Linked DNA regions of Homo sapiens: region 2 is linked to region 1. The links are chromatin loops, found by intact Hi-C in ENCODE. Cell type or tissue: heart right ventricle. All regions are shown on one strand. Each heading gives the region's core, and the rest is flanking DNA. Links, peaks and the distances in the headings are about the cores only. Region 1 overlaps LINC02242 (long intergenic non-protein coding RNA 2242). Region 2 holds the start of TILRLS (TCL1A interacting lncRNA, retroperitoneal liposarcoma associated).

The links. Hi-C counts contacts between places; a loop is a spot of excess contacts. Peaks named below come from ENCODE experiments on the same cell type or tissue, not always from the same donor. Only the 100,000 strongest peaks of a DNase experiment are listed, where the experiment ranks them.
Region 2: it touches region 1 in a loop (5-fold over the local background); 2 of 110 quality-filtered maps call a loop at or near these places.

The regions. Positions count from the first base shown.
Region 1 is chr5:67,632,011-67,640,346 of GRCh38, reverse strand. LINC02242 (long intergenic non-protein coding RNA 2242) reads left to right here. Exons shown (of 3, transcript NR_147169.1): 2 at 5,952-6,040; 3 at 7,714-8,081. It also overlaps the pseudogene BCL9P1. Among named protein-coding and RNA genes, the nearest start is that of LINC02242, 11 kb to the left of the region's middle. In heart right ventricle, for the core only: no CTCF peak of the experiment used is centred there; DNase peaks (open chromatin) are centred at 936 and 4,046; H3K27ac peaks cover 1,989 bases.
Region 2 is chr5:67,265,225-67,273,560 of GRCh38, reverse strand. It overlaps TILRLS (TCL1A interacting lncRNA, retroperitoneal liposarcoma associated), which reads right to left and starts at 5,539. Exons shown (of 3, transcript NR_186086.1): 1 at 5,388-5,539; 2 at 4,025-4,268; 3 at 3,379-3,491. In heart right ventricle, for the core only: no CTCF peak of the experiment used is centred there; DNase peaks (open chromatin) are centred at 5,050 and 5,490; H3K4me3 peaks cover 930 bases; H3K27ac peaks cover 2,137 bases.

The sequences.
Region 1 (8,336 bases), core at 248-8,247:
AAAGGCACAGCCAGCAGTGCAGGGCGGTCATCAGCATGACTTTTCACTTCAGCTGATATGGGGGCTTTCTGAGCCAGTGCAAGCCACAGCAAATCCTGACATTGCCTCACTGTGCTAAGAAGCCAATTTTATAAACTTCCCTCTCTTTACGGAGGGCTCTGGCTGTTCACCCTCAGCAACTTGTGATCTCATACAAACCCCTCTGCCATCTGTTGCTTAGTCTCCCTGAATCTATTTATAGCTCAAGTTCTGTCCTCCTCATGTCTATTTTTTTTTCTAATTTCATAAATTGAGTTTCATGTCCCAACTTGTGGCTTGCTTTAATTGCTCCTTTTCACCATTCCCCATGTTTAGCTATAATTTAAAGTGGTTAGAGAAAATTTTTGTGCACAATGTCTGTAGGCAAAGCACTGTGGAACATCTGAAATTGAATCAGGCTCAGGCCCAACCCTCATGTAGTTTCAGTTTATAGGAAAGCTGAAATTAAAAATATATATATATGTATTATAAGAACATGAGAGAAGAAAGTGTTAGATCTCAGCAGCAAGTTCCGAAGAAAATGACATTTGTTCTTCCTGGGAGACCAGGAAGTGTCTCATGGAAGTGATTTTTTGATTCAGCCTTAAAGTGAGCTTTCCGGTTTTTAATTTTGTAATAAATAATATATTCTATTTTTCTGACATCACAGCCCCAGGGAGTGGTTCTGTACCAAATGGAATGGCAGTTGCTCTAACATTGCATGTGTGGGAGGAGGAAGAAAGGGAAATAACCACAACATTTAAAAAAAAAAAAAAGACAAGAAAACAAAAACAAAAGTCCTGGGTAACTTTTAGCATCTGTTCCACTCCCACATTAATACAATTCACCTGGGAATTCTGAGTAAAAGGAAGACAGGAAACAAGGAGGGGGGTGGGGCGGGGTGCTGGGAAGGGCATATTAGTGAAGGAGAAGACAAAGCAGGGAAAGAAAAGCCATAGAGCAGCCCAGTGGCTGACCTCTCTCTCTCCCTCAAAACCACGAAGATGCTCAGCATGGAAGTGGAGGCCTGTCTCCATTAATCACCCAGAGGAACACCTTGTAGATCGGCGCCCAAGGGAAAAACAGAGGAGGGAAGCAAGGCGGGCACGATGTCTGTGAAGCACACTTAACAGAGATGGGGAAGGATGAGAGACAACACGAGAAACACGAAGGTGAATTTGTATACACATGGAGAGACAGTGCCGAAGAGCATTTGAACACAAAAACAATGTCCTACACTTCACTATTTTTTAAAACGAAAGATTTCTTTTCCATCCCTATCTATGCTAAACTTAGTTCCTTTTTTTTTTTTTTTTTTTTTTGCATTTATTTTTCTTTTTTTGGTGTTATTGCTTGAGAAAGGCCAGCAATGTCATTGACAAAGTCTGGAAAGGATACACTTGTACCCAAAGGATGCTCAGAGCTTGTGCTGACCCTAGACCAAGCAATGCCAGTGCCACCGTGGAACTTATCTGCCTGTCACCTCCTCCATCTGCAAAAACCCTGGCATTGTTTATGGCCTGAGATTTTCCCTTGAGGGAAATAGTTCACTGTCTGGTTGGACATCTGTGATGGAATCACGGAAGACAGATCAAACTCACATATGGATTGCTGCAGATCTGGGTCCACAAACCCTGAAGTCATGCTATTCCCCAGCATAGCAAAGGAGTCAGACACTCTGGGCCTCCTGGCTTACAAACACCTAGAGAAATTCTTCTGTCCTTGAGATGCCAACCAAGGCTCCTGGGACTCATGACCCATCATAGGATTGTGATACCAGCCAAGGCTCCTAGGACTCGTGACTTATCATAGGATTGTGTGACATCAAAGCAGGCCCCATTGGAGCACTATGGGGAAGTATGCTGGGTTCCGTGGCATTCAGGAAGGGTGTCAAGTTGGAGTGAGAAGTGGCTAGGTTATTCCCACTGAGCTGGAGGGTTGTCATTGGAATCATAGAGTCTGGATCTAAAATTTGCAGATTTTATGTATTATTAATGCCAATTCCTGGCATGTTTTTAATTAATGATAAGTTGGGTGAGGGAGTTGGAGGAGCGTTTTCATTTGAGTTAACCACTAGCTTGATGGTATCATGATATAATCTGATAGAACTGGACATTGCAAAGTTGGACACTCAACATATCAAAATGCATATTCAAAAAAATATCAATCATCAAATAATCTGCAGAAGTCTTCTGTCTAGTACAACTTGCCTCCAGAGCCTATCCTTTCCCAAACCTGCTCACTTCAAGATGGTGCAGTTTAATGGAAGCAACAGCATCAGGATTTGCCATTAGGCCCACCAGGTATGATGGAACCTGGGGAAACTTGAGGTTTCCCGAGGGCAAGTCCCATATTGTGGACTGGACTGGACTGTGTAGAGTGGGAGATTTCAGAGAGTTCACATCAAGAGAACACACCTGGCTGCATGCCCCAGATTTATTCAAGGGCCCCTGCCTCAGGCCATGTCAAACTGCAGAAGCTGTGTTGAGGCTAATGGGGTTTCTGGAAGGGTTGAAAGGTAGTGGTGGCTATGACTGAGCTGGCTGTTAGTCCTTCTGTTGGGTCTGATTGGTTCACTAAGATTCTGCCAAACCCTGTTGCAGTTTGGACCCTAAGATATGGGAAAGAATGACCTGAAGCCCATGTCATCTTCCTGCTGAGGGTGCTCACCACATGGCAGGGGTGCTGTCTTCTGCTGAGCAGGCAGCACAGCTGAGCTACCTGACTGTAATTCACCATCTCCCCAGGGCACACCCAGCCTCTCATCTTTTGAGGTATCATCTGAGAGTTAGATCCCACGTTTGATATTTAGATGGACATTTTATTTCATGACATGAAGAACCATCCCAAACTCAAATTCCCAACTGGAGCCCATCTGTGAGACAGTGCTTTGGAAAAGTCTTCCCTGGTAGGACTGAGAGGTCTCTCAACTGGTCAAGGGAAAATGGGAATATTCACAGAGAGCCTGGGATCATCCTAGTCATCTCTATGCTGGGCCTTAGGTCAGCTGTGCTATCCCAAGGGGAAGATCTCACTGTTTCTCTGCCAGCTGCTATTAAAACATCTCTGAAAACAATCTTTGGGGATTTGGGGAGTGTACCCCAAGAACACCGAAGACCTCTTTGCCAAGAGAGAAGTTTCCATCATCTGGAATTTTTGGCACATTGTCTGGCCAACTGACTCCAGAAAGACTTGGACTGGGTGCAGGGTTGGAGACATTTTGCCCTTACATTTCAGAGCCTAACATTCCTGAAAGTCTAGAAAGGCACATATGGCCCTGGTTGGCTGGAGCTGGGGGCTGTTGTGGGAAAAGTTTTGGATCATTCCAAAGGCAGATATCTGTGTGTTCAGGGTTTTGCTTCTCTCTATCTTGCTGCTAGGAATTTTCTGGATTTGGAAAGAGGCGTCAGTTTCAACCTGACCTTTCAATACAGCTTCTGCAGCTTGAACGCACATGCACCACTTGGGCTGATGTCTTCCAAGAAGGTGTGGACTCTGAGCAATAGTCTGGCTATGGGAAGGTATGGAAGAGCTGTGGGCCACAGAATTTGAGGGTATCATCAAGTGTGTTGTGTGCTGGGAATCCTGGAACTTTATGTGGTCAGCAGAATTACATTCTTTAGTCTCAGGACCTCTTAGATCAAAGGAGTAGATGGGAATGCCTCCCTTGGCATCATTTCCAGTCTCTGTCTTCAGACCCATGCTCCCACCTGGGTTAAGGAGTGCTTTAGGGGTGTGGCTTCTACTCTCGGTGTCACTGTCCCAGAGGTGTCTAGGACTGATTGACAAGCTCCCATGTTCAGCCTGACTGGAAAATTTGGAAACCAGGTGAGGCTTTCCTGATAGGAACATTGCTGTAAGGGCAGAACCCATCCCCTTTGACTTTGATTTAGGGCTTTCACTGTCTTTCTTGATGGAGAGCCCTTCACTTTAATGTGACTGGAATACACTGACAGAGCTCCTGAGCTTGCATCACACACAGGGGCAGGCTTTCAGGGTTGTTCTCAGACTGAGCAGCTGAGGCGGTGGCAGTGGTTCAGTGCTTGCTGGCTGCATGCCTTTACACTGGTCAACAGTATGCCTTGTTCTTCTTTGTTGATCTCTGCTGCAGAATTTAGTCTAGGAGCTTCAGCATTCTCTGGATATACCTCCTGCTGCCAAAGAAAAATCTCTCCTCTCTAGCACACATGATATGACCAGGGCTACCCCATGGTAGTGCTTATCCTGGAGCTGAGGAATCTAGGAACCGTGTTCTCAAAGGCAACCTTCATCTTTCAGGACACTCAAATTTGTTCTTTTTTTCTGCATTGAGACACAGAAGAATTTACTAACAATGATTTCTGCCTCTCAAACAGAAATGATTTTTAGGTCAAAATCAAACAGATACCAGCTAGTTCCACATTCATTTTTTGGAGGCAGGGTGGAAACTAGAAGAGGAGAGGAGGGGCAAGGGATGCTTTGGTCCAGGGTCAGGCCCAACTGCATCCCTCTCCTCTCTCCCTCACTGCAGCTCTTAAAGTGTTGTAACCCATGGAAGGGACCAGGTAAACTAAGCATATGGGAAATAAGCTTGGAAAGGTAGATTGGGACAAAATTTAGGAAAGCCTTAAATACTACATTATAAATGTGGGGTTTTGTTTTTTGGTTGGGAGTAGGGAACTACTAAGATTTCTGTGCATGGGAGTAACATGATTATGACTTCGCTTTAGAATGGTTCATTCTCCCATTATCGTTTAGAGGAAAAAGAATCAAGGTGCTTTCAGATGCAAGGAACAGAACACCGAATCAAGATGGCTTAGATGATAGAGATTTATTATTACATATAACAAGAAGTCTTAAAGCTGTAGAGAGAGAATTGGCTGTCTCTGTCACACAGCCAAGAGATTGGCAGACTGTGTCATGAGAGGACATGTAAATTTTTTAAAAAGTGGTCAAAAGTAGTAATTTAGAGAATGTCAAGGAGGAAAGTTAGAAAGCAGAAAAATAAAAAATAAATTCCTTATTACCTAAGTTTTTGCCACTTCTAGTTTAGCACAAAAGCTCACCTCTACCTCTGTAAATGATTATTTTTAGATGAAAATAATTCAGTATGAACACTCAATCTCTCGGGAATATTACATTCTCATTTCAGAAAACCAATGTAGCCAAGCATAAGGATAACTAAAAGAGTTCTTTCTCTATAGACGAGACCTTCGATCCATTTCAAAATAATTTTATTTACTGCTACCAAAGTAATTATTCATCCCTAGGAACACACTTGCCATCTTATGAGAAGTTTCCACATTCATATAGGGAGCAGTCACTGAAATCTATAAAGAAACTCAGCAACCCACTATTAGAAGAAAAGGTGCTATCTTCAGATTTTACTTATGTATGTATGCATTTTTAATATTTTTAAGAGACATGGTCTCACTCTGTTACCCAGGCTGGAATGTAGTGGTATGCTCACAGCTCACTGCAGCCTCAACCTCCTGGGCTCAAGCAATCTTCCTTTCTCAGCTTCCCAAGCAACTAGGGATGTATTAATCCATTTTCATGGTGCTGATAAAGACACATCCGAGACTGAGAAATTTACAAAAGAAAGAGTTTAATTGGACTTACAGTTCCACATGGCTGGGGAAGCCTCACAATCATGGCGGAAGGCAAGGAGGAGCAAGTCACATCTTACATGGATGGCAGCAGGCAAAGAGAGAGAATTTATGCAGGGGAACTCCTCATTTTAAAGCCATCAGATCTTGTGAGACTTATTCACTATCATGAGAACAGCATGGGAAAGACTTGCCCCCATGTTTCAGTTACCTCCCACCGGGTTCCTCCCACAACACATGGGAATTCAAGATGAGATTTGGGTGGGGACACAGCCAAACTATATCAGGGGACTATAGACATGTACAACCACCCTGGCTAATTTATTTCCTTTTTCACTTTTGTAGAGATGGAGTCCATGTTGCCTCGCCTGGTCTTGGACTATTGGCCTCAAGCGATCATCCTACCTCAGCCTCTCAAAGTGCTAGCATTCAAGGTATGAGCCACTGTACCCAGCCCCAGACTTTCTATAGTTGTCTGTGACCAGGCCACATGCTCACAAAGAGTTTCAGATATGAACACCTACGTCCTGAGATCCTCTTTGTGTCTTGGCAGAGCATCATCTAGGACCTTAAACCAATTACCAAGAGATTTTATTTTACATAGCAGGATAAAGGGATATGATCTTGGAATTTATAAATAAAAAGGTGATTTACCATCCTTAGCTTTAGACCTAGCCTATAAATGCATCACCTTTCTCACTCTTCTGGGCTTTGCAAGGTTCATGTGGCAACACCTAGTCAGGGCAGGCATCACTGAGTGCTCTGCCATCTGATTGCTTTTCTTACCAATAAACCAAAATGACCCAGGCACAGGACATGGATACTAATGATTCTATAGAAAAACAAAAGGAGATGATGAACCTTTGCGAGGATGATGAAGTACATGTCGGGCAGCTGGCCCTCAAAGATCGATCATACCACCCACACCTCAGGACTCAACTCCTTGCCCTTGGTGAGACGTGCTTTTATCACAGAAACTAATGAAAACTCCCTATCTTAAATTAAACAGTGCTACATTTTATAAAATCATACCAGTGCTTTTAATTTAAAAAGATGAATTGCATAATTTTTTAAAATTGATCACCCAGATACTATATGGTTCTTGAGTGGATTAGAATGAAGGAAAGAAGTAAACACATATGGATGTATAGCTCTAGTTATAGGGAGTTAATATGTATTGAACACTCTACATGTGCCAATATATTTCCACATGTGAATTCAATTATACGTCATGTGGTAGGTACTATTATCATTGTATCTTTTTTATAGATGAGAAACAAAAGACATGATAGGTGGGTTGCAATGGGTTCCAAAATGAAAGTAACAAATGAAATGTAATCAATGACATTTGCTTATTTCTATTTTATTCACATTTATTTTATCTTTTTTCTCTTTTTCCTCCCAGCTCACAAACAAGAGTTTTGAACCTAGGCAGGCTAAGCAGTGATCTTGAGGACTGAAAGGGGAAACTGCTGTCAATTAATAGGACATCAAACACCCATACTCTACTGGAAAAATGTGTCCACAGACATTTGCTTGAGAGGAGGAGGTGGCTGGTGAAGAGCCCTATGGTTGCTCTCCTGTGTCTTCACTCTTAGCAGCTACAACATGCACAAGATTCAGTGCATTCAATAATTAGTTCTCAGCATCCTGTGAACTGGCGATCTATTTCCAGAATGATTTAGTGCAGTTTCCTCTAAGTCCATGCTAAAAGAGGAAATAATTAGGCTCAGAAGCATTTAACTTAAAACTGGTGTTTCTACTTATCTACAATGACTGTGCTAATTAGGCCTCTCATAAATTTCTCTGACATACTTCACTCTACAACCTCGAGCCTTTACCTCATGTGTTCCCCTGGGATCTAGAATGGTGCTGGAAAACCACTGAGATGGGAGCCTCTTAGTCTGGACTCCCTGGAGGAAGAGTAATTCACTTAAGGTTACGACACTCTTATATAAACATATTCAAACATGATTTTTTTTTTTTTGCCCTAACTGCATATTCAAGTCAATCTGCTAGGGGTAAAAAAATGTTGGCCTAGGCCGGGCGCGGTGGCTCACGCCTGTAATCCCAGCACTTTGGGAGGCCGAGGCGGGCGGATCACGAGGTCAGGAGATCGAGACCATCCCGGCTAAAACGGTGAAACCCCGTCTCTACTAAAAATACAAAAAATTAGCCGGGCGTAGTGGCGGGCGCCTGTAGTCCCAGCTACTTGGGAGGCTGAGGCAGGAGAATGGCGTGAACCCGGGAGGCGGAGCTTGCAGTGAGCCGAGATCCCGCCACTGCACTCTAGCCTGGGCGACAGAGCGAGACTCTGTCTCAAAAAAAAAAAAAAAAAGTTGGCCTAAACAGGGACACACAGTGTGGTCCAGAGACCTGGTGACAGTGTGTGAATTGTTACCAGTTCACAGAGCAGTAAGTATTACAAAACTTGGGAGTAGGTCATTAGAAATTTTATAGGGATTTCAGCAATGTAATTTTTTAATGTCCATTAAATCTAATAATTAAAAGAAATGGGGGTTTATACGTTCTATTTCATTTTTTCCATTTTATTTTTTATCATAATTCAACTCTACCAGTTGGTTTCTTTTTCCTGTTTATGGATTATATTTTACAATTCTTTGCAGACCTGATAATTTCTTATTAGATTCTGGAGAGCATGCATTTTTGGTAGTTGGGTGTTGGATTTTGCTGTATTCTTTTATGTAGTGGGGGACTTTGTTGTGGCTT
Region 2 (8,336 bases), core at 271-8,270, 370 kb after region 1:
TTTACTTTGCTGATCTCACTTTTCTTTTTCAGTTAAACAGAAAATGAAGACAATCATGTAAGTTACAAGTCACACTTCTCCGTGTCTCCAGAACTGCATGAAAAGAGTACCCAGCTCTGTTACTTGCTGCAAACCAGGAAAAAGTTACTTTAGCAGCCAAATTACTAACTTCGCCCATCCTCTTATATTAATACTCAATGCACTCAAAGAACATCAGAACACATCCCACTAAACTACATAACTATGCATTTTGTAGAGGCTGACTTATTTGGACTATAAAGAATGCAGACAATTTTCTCCAAATCATTGCAAACATAATTAAATCTACAAAACAGGGATAAAGGTACAAGTTCCAAAACCTTAAAAAAAAAAATGAGGCCCCAGATGAGTGGGAAGAATAGGGAGAATTGCTGATTGAAGAGCTCAAAAGCAGATTTATGAAAGAATAACTGAAAGAAATGATAAAAATAATAAAAGAACCTCATTAGGTTATAAAATGCAAAGAGGACCAGCAGCTAGTATAACTGATTGCCATTGGATCTGAACCTTCTCAGCATCATCATTTCTGTTTACAAGAGCCCCGTTCACACCATTTCACAAATCCTCCACTCATACCACCTCCCAGACTGACGGGGAAGTAATCTGGGGAATGCCGGGACTATAAACAGGAGGCTAATAAACAAAATCGCAAGCCCTGCCAGGCACAGGGCCTAAGGCAGAACCACTCATCTATGCTGGGCTTAGAATCTAATTATACCTGTGTTTGCATTTCCTTCATCCCCATAATGGTTCTTAGAAGGGGGTTCAAACCAGTACAGGGGAAATAAAAACTGAAAGATTTTTGTTCCTTGCCCTTCCAGCTGAAAACAAGCCACTGTACACACACCGAGGATGACACTCCATGGAGTGTTGCCCAGGGAACCACCCAAGAACACTTCCCAAACAATTGCAAACGCAAGTGTATCTGTGTGGTTTATGCCACTGGATAACAAAGTTAAGAGGAACGGGGATATTGCTTTTTTATTTCAGCTCTGGAACATGCTTTCTAAAGAAAACTGAAAGATCACTTACACCAGAGAGGGTGCCAACCATGGCTTGGTAGAGTGAAAAGAATAGAGACTTAGGGATCTAAAGACTTGGCCACGGATCTGCCACTGGTTTGCTAGATTATCTTAGACCAGTTATTTAACTTCTGTGAGCGTCAGTGTCCTGATCAGAAAATTAGGTTAATAATGCATGTATCCCAGCATTAGGTGAGAAACAATGGCCCACAGGTGCTCAGTAAACGCTGATTTATTTTTCTCTTTTCCACATTTCCACATCTCCAGACTGGCAGCCTGCAGATCAGTGCCGGCCTATAGATATGGTTTTTGCTGAATCTTGTGTTCTTCTTTTTCTGCTGTAAGGAGTCACAATTGAAGATTTCCTAAAACTCTAATCCCAGTTTATCTTGAAAAACTGCAATAGCAAACTGGGCTGCATCTCTCCCTGGCCACAGGATGGCTGCAATTGATTGCTTAGACAGGGCATATGCTATACAGATCACTGGCTTCCCAACCTACCCATGCTCGTTTCCTTGAGTTATCTGCCTGACGATATAGACATTTGAACTTGCAACTCTGCTAGCAATCACAAAAGGGTCCACGCAAACCACTACCTTTTCTTCTACCACATCACATGTTCTTTTGGTGTCCTAATCCACTACTGAAGGTAAACATGGCATTTGAGCTAATTATACTCATGATAGAGTAACAGAATGATTATGAAATTGAAAGACCAATCAGTTATATGAGACCAAGTTACGGGGGAAGGAGGTGGAGGAGACACTCACATGCACACACACACAATGACAGTCTGACTACATTCAGTTAAATTTGTTTCTCAGTATATTCAGTGAAATGCGTTCATCGAAATAAAGTATAAATCATGCAGTTCAATTCTACAAGTGTTAATTAATGTTTAAATGTATTTCTTTATTCTAAGAGACTATGAATCAGCTTACACTTAGATAATAAAAGATTAAATTGCTTTAATTATCAAATAAACTGGTAATGAAAACAGCAGACCATGGAGAAACAAGCATTTTCATCTTGCAGATGGGAGTACAAAATGGTACAAACCTTATGAAGGGGAATTTAGAAACATAAAATTCTAGGTGACTTTACTGTTTAGACCCCAAAAACCCACTTCTAGGAGTCTATCTTGAAGATACACTTGCTTAAGTGAGAAATAACATATGCATATATGTACTAATTGTCTATCACAAATAGAGTAACAATTGTTCCAGTTTGTCCAAGGCTGAGGGATTTACTGGAACTCAGGATTATCAGTGCCAGAACTGGGACAGTCTTGAGTTAGTCTTAGGCAAACCAACACTGTTGGTCATCCTAGTAACAAACTACCCTAAAATTTATCACCTTAAAATAATATATATAATATATATATATATTTTATCTCACAGTTCCTGAGAGTCAAGAATGCAGGGAGAGCTTAGCTAGACTTCTACTTTTAGACTCTCACAAGACTGCAACCAAGGTGTCAGATAGGGCTGAGATCTCATCTGAAGGTTTGACTAAAGGAAGATTTGCTTCCAAACTCACTTATGTGGTTTTTGGCAGGATTTTGTTCCTCAAAGGCTCTGGAATGAAGACTCTGGTTGCTTGCTAACTGTGAACGATACGGTGTCCTCAGTTCTTTGCCATGTAGGCCTCTCTAACATATCAACTTACTTCATCAAAGCCAATAAGAGAAAGAATTTGCTAACAAGACAGAAATCACAATTTTTGTAACCTAGTAACAGAAGTAACACCTTCAATATTGCATATTCTATCTGTTAGAAGCAAGTTACTCGAGGGGAAGGATTATACAATACTAGGAGGTAGAGATCATCACCCAGGACTAGCTTAGAATCTGTCTGACCCTGGGCTTAGGAGTATCAAATACACTTTGTGTTCCATTTCAAATCCTCTCAACTCACAGCCATCCAGCATTTTCTTCCACCCAGAGGCAGTTCAGGTATGAGGGATGAGTTCCACATTGGGCAGATGTGAGGGCTAACCTGATTAAAAAGCTCACTCTTCAAAGGAGCCAATATCTCCTGAGACAACTCCCTAGACATTGCTTTTATTGCCCCAAGATGCACCTTAAAAACGTAACCACTTTCAGGGAAGCACAAAGCATCGCGTCCCTGGCAGATATTATGATTTGTTTATGGTTCCTCCCAGTCCAGATGCAATCTACCAATCGGGGTCATTTTTATCATCAGCAATGCTGCCTAGAAATGGAGTTTGCATTCTACCCTTAGGAGGTTGCCAGAGTATCAGAGCTCCACAGTTAACCATAGGTTCACCATAAGCTAAATAATCATGCACAAGGGAATTGTTTGCTTAACTTTTACTCACCCACCCTCATGTGAAAGAATCTACAGATTCCTCTCCTCTTTAAAAAAGAGCTACTATGGCTACAGGGGTGTTCCAATGTCTTTGGAAAACCTGTAAGGAAAGATATGGGTGAAGGAAAGGAATTCCAAAACCTGCTTTATCTCTTCCCCTTGTTTTTCTTATATTTCCTGCTTGAAGTACAAGGCCAATGTGTTTTGGTGGATTTTGTTTTTGTAAATAGGGAGGCTACTGTGGCAGCAAGTCAGCCAAGTCATAGGGCTTCATCTGAGAGCCTCAGTCTGTCTAAAGTGTTTGGGACTATTGAAGCCGAAAATATAAATGTCACCCACTTACTATTATGTCCTGCAGATAAGAGGGTGAGACGGTCTTACCAGGGACCAGAAAATCACCTCTTAAGCCACACTAGACCCACCATGGGTGGCAATAAGGAACAGTTTTCCCTAACCCAGCTAGCTCACTGCCTCCCAGGTAGGCCTGCATGCTTAGGGCATAGGTCCCATGTAGGTGGGGGCCTCTCACCTATAACTGTTCCTCCCCAAGGCTCCTGAGCTCATAGGCCCATTCAATTCTCTGCTCCCTTCTATAGTGCACCCTCTTTTCCTTGCCAAGATTTTGACACTTGCCTCCATTCCATGTCCCCTAGGATAGAGCTGGAGAGCGTTTAGGGTCCATATGGATGAATGGCAGGATGAAGGTCAAGCATCTATTTACACAGCAATCAAGCCATTTCCCTGGTGAGAGTGCACGCCTTAGTAAAAATCATCTGCTCCATTATGCTAAAAGGGTCTCTGGCTCTTTTCTCCCCTCCTTTGAGTTACATTATAAAAAGATCTTCTTCTGGCCTCTTAGCTTGATGGGTAGCATGCCCTAGGGAAGGGGAAGGCAAGGAACTCATTCTGTACATCAATACTTCCCATTTTACAGAAGCCTGCCTTGTTTGTTCCAAGAAACTGAATGTCCATGGAAAAAAGTTCCCCCTATAAGCAGACCTCACCTTCTCTCAGGTATAGCAGGCAAACTCTCCATGCAAACTCGTGTTTCCATCTTTAGGGCTCTGCTCTGACCTCCTTATGGCTAAATCTCCCTTTGCAGCTTGTAGACTGGCACCAATCCAATGGAGAAAACTTGGTCCTTTTTTTCCCCTCCATGAGCCCAATAAGCTTCTTTAATGATTCTAGTGGTGCTTCGGTCAATGATTCTAGTGGTGCTTGAGAGAGCCAAGAACAGGCTCTGGGGTGAAACAGACAGCTGGCATCTGTGAGCCAAGAAGGGCTGTGCAGCAGTTCTCTAATGGATTTGTTGAAGAGAGGATATAAAATACGGGGCAAAGTCCGAGAAGGCAGAGAGGGAGAGCTGGGAAAAGACAGCAGATGTTGTAAAGATACTCTTTCAAGTTTCCTGTGCACTAGGAATCTGCAGATGTACGTTGGCAGGGCTACAGTCAGAGTGCAGCGGGAGGCTGGGGTTTACACATCTGGAAATCATTTGGTAGAGGGCAGAGTTCAAATGCTTTCTGCTTCAGCTGCCTCAGACAAACCTCGCCGTGCAGGCCGGGGCTGCGTGAGGGGCTGGCCGTTCACAAAGAAGTCCCTCTGGCCCCACTCTTGTGGAAGCCCTACCTAAGCTGGTGGGTTTTCCTCTGTGTTGGTTCAGTCACATGGAAAAGTTGAAAGCATTATAAAAAGAGAGAACAGGACTGGGGAAGGAGGGAAGCAAAGAAGAGAATGCATCACAACTGAGAGAAGCCTGGCTGGAAATCAAGAAACAAAATGTACTTGGACCAAATCCAGTGCATGAGTTCACTTGAGAGCAAAGAACACCATTCAGGAGAGGGGAAAAAAAAAAAAAAAAAGCCTTTTCTGTGCATAGTAACACCCAGGGATCATGCTCACACCACATTTACTTTTCTCAGAAATCCCTGTACATTTTGCCTTCATTTATTTCAAGAATGCGGAGGGCTCTCTTGATCCCGAGGGAATTACTTACTTCCTTTTGAAGGATTTATGGGGTTCTGCTGAGAGAAAGAGCAGGTCTCCCAGGGCCAGGTCATCACCCCACTGACCTACAGCCTCCTGCTGTCAAATTGAGACGTGGTCCTCCCTCCCAGAAGGGAGCCAGGTCAAGCCAGGGGCTTTGCTCCCCTCAGAGGAGAAGCACATCCTCAGGGTGAAATTGGGTCCTGGTTCAAAGTTCCTGCCGTGCTCAACTGTGCAGATGATATGGCTTGCAGCTGCTCACAGGCTTAGCGTGGGGGCCATGTACTCATGTTTGGCAAAGTGACCTTTTGAGGGGTGGTAATGAGTGAAAGGTGCGGGGCATACCCACGTTGGTTAATCTGATCCAGGACCTCAGAAGGATCAGAGTCCACCTAAAAGGATGAGTAACAAAATACAACAAAAAATATAGTAAATGCCAAATATGAGATAAAACAAGTTTAGACAGAGCTCCTCATAATCCTCATGCCCATAGCCTGCTTATCTTTCCATATCCTCTAACTTGAGGCATGTGTCTGCTATCCCCACAGTTGCCCAAGCCAGAAAAGACCAGGTCTCCCCCTTTATCACCATGCATATCCAACTTGGCCACTGGGCCCTGTTGATGATACACCCTTAGCATCTCTTGAATGTTTTGCCTCCACCCCAATGCCACCACCCTCAATAGCTCTGGCCTGACCACCGCAGCTGCCTGTCAGTTTGTCTCCCTGATGCCAATCTTGTCCATTCTCTGAGTTATCTTTCTAAACCTAAATCTGAGCGTGCCTCTACCCTAAATGGTCCAATAGCTCTCCATGGCTTTCAGGATAAAACTCAGCCTCCTGAGCATGACATGCAACATCTTCATGATCTGGTTTTTTGTCCACCTTCCAAACCTCATCTTCAGGGATATGCTGGTAAATGTTTAACAAGCATACCTGCAGACATACCACTGCGTTATCTTATACGACTCACACTCCCCCTCAAGTGACAATGAATTTCTTTCAAATTCCTGGTCATTCCATAATTTCTCCCTCATCCGGGCCTTTGCACATATTTCTCTCTCAGCCCAAAATGACCTTCGTCCTGGCTCCCCCACATCTAGTCATCCTTCAAGTTCAAGCTTATGCAAGCATAGTGAACACCAGTGGCTACCAATATGCTACTACATAATTGTGTGCTGGTGGGGCCTGCTGCACTAGGTGATTCTTGAGAACAAAGACCATGCTTTATCCTTGTGTCCATACTGCCTTACACCCTTCCTGGAACATAGTAGATTTTCAGTAACATCTGAATTAAAGAATAAAAACAGTGCTTTATTTATTTATTTATTTATTTATTTATTTATTTATTTTGAGACAGGATCGCACTCTGTCGCCCAGGCTGGAGTGCAGTGGTGTGATCATGTCACACTGCAACCTCAACCTCCTGGGCTCAGGTGATCTTCCCATCTCAACCTCCCAAGTAGTTGAAACCACAGGCATACATACCATGCTTGGCTGAATTTTTATTTTTTGTAGAGACAGGTTCTCCCTATGTTGCCCAAGCTGGTCTCAAACTCCTGGAGTCAAGAGATCCTCCCACCTCAGCCTCCCAAAGTGCTGGGATTATAGACATGAGCCACTGCACCTGGCTCCAGTGCTCATTTTTAATTTTCTAGTTACACTCTACTTTCTTGTAAAAAGATTCAAGGTTGTAAGTGCTGCAGGCCCTGCACTGAGACGAAAACCAAGCTCTGTGAAGGACAGAGTAGTCAAAGAGTACTTCATGGAGAAGAGTTGCCAGATACAGCAAATTACAATATAAGATGCCTAGTTAAATTTCAATTTCAGATAAGCAACAAATGCTTTCTTAGTACATGTCCCATGCAATGTTTAAGAAATACCTATAGTAAAAAAAAAAAAAAGTATTTGTTTATCTGAAATTCACATGTCACTGAGTGTTCTGTACTTTATCTAGCAACCCTATCTTTGAGAAGGCTGTATTTGAGCAAGATCTTGAAAGATGAGTCAAATTTAGAGAGGACAGAGAGAAGGGAAATTTATTCTCCTAACTGGGGACCAGCAGGAGGGGTGATAAGCAAAGCGCACAGAAAATGGAAACCTGCCAGGCATTTTCAGATTGGTCTAATTAGGGCATGAGGTTTATGCCCACAGAGGATGGGAGGCCAAACAGAAGGAACAGAAGATTGAAATTGACATTGAGGTGACCAGAGAGGTGGAGACTATCACCATTCACCACATGTGTGTTCAGAGTTTGTAAGTCCTGAACTGGCCCACAGGCAATTAGAAGAAAGGACAGGAAAATGAGCAGATTTCTAATTAGGTTGGTGGGGAGGTGTGGTAGGGGATGTAAAGAATCCTCCAAGATTTAAGATTCGAAAGGAAAAGCCAGATGGAAAGGGTCCAGCAGAGGAGGATGAGCTTCATTTAGACAAGTTGAATTTGATATGAAAAGTAGGACAACCAAGGAGAAATGCACAGCTGAGCTGGAGTATCAGAGGCTGGGCATGACAATCATTGTGAAATGTCCACACATATGTGACTGTGATGGTCTGCAGGGTCTCTCTGTCACTTACATGATCCAAATCCATGAAGGAGGAAGAAGATTATCCTCAAAAATATCCCAGGCCATGTAATAGAACACTGGCATGCCGATGTGTTCAACAACTCCCTACTCCAGAGCTTCTTAACAATCCACCAGGCCATTGGGGAGATGTCTCATTCTTAGGCTTCCTGAAGGAATGCTTGATGCAGTTCACTATGAGACAGTCATAAGGTGGAACACAGCATTTTTTCAGTAATCACCTAAATACATTGTAAAGACTACCTTTAATATAGTTCAAATCTGAGCCTGAATGGAGCAAGATAGTTATCTACATGAGACTGGTGAAGGCAAAGTTTGTGGAAATAATAAACATGAAAGTGCTTTGAAAATTATGTGTTATGAAAATCTCATATTA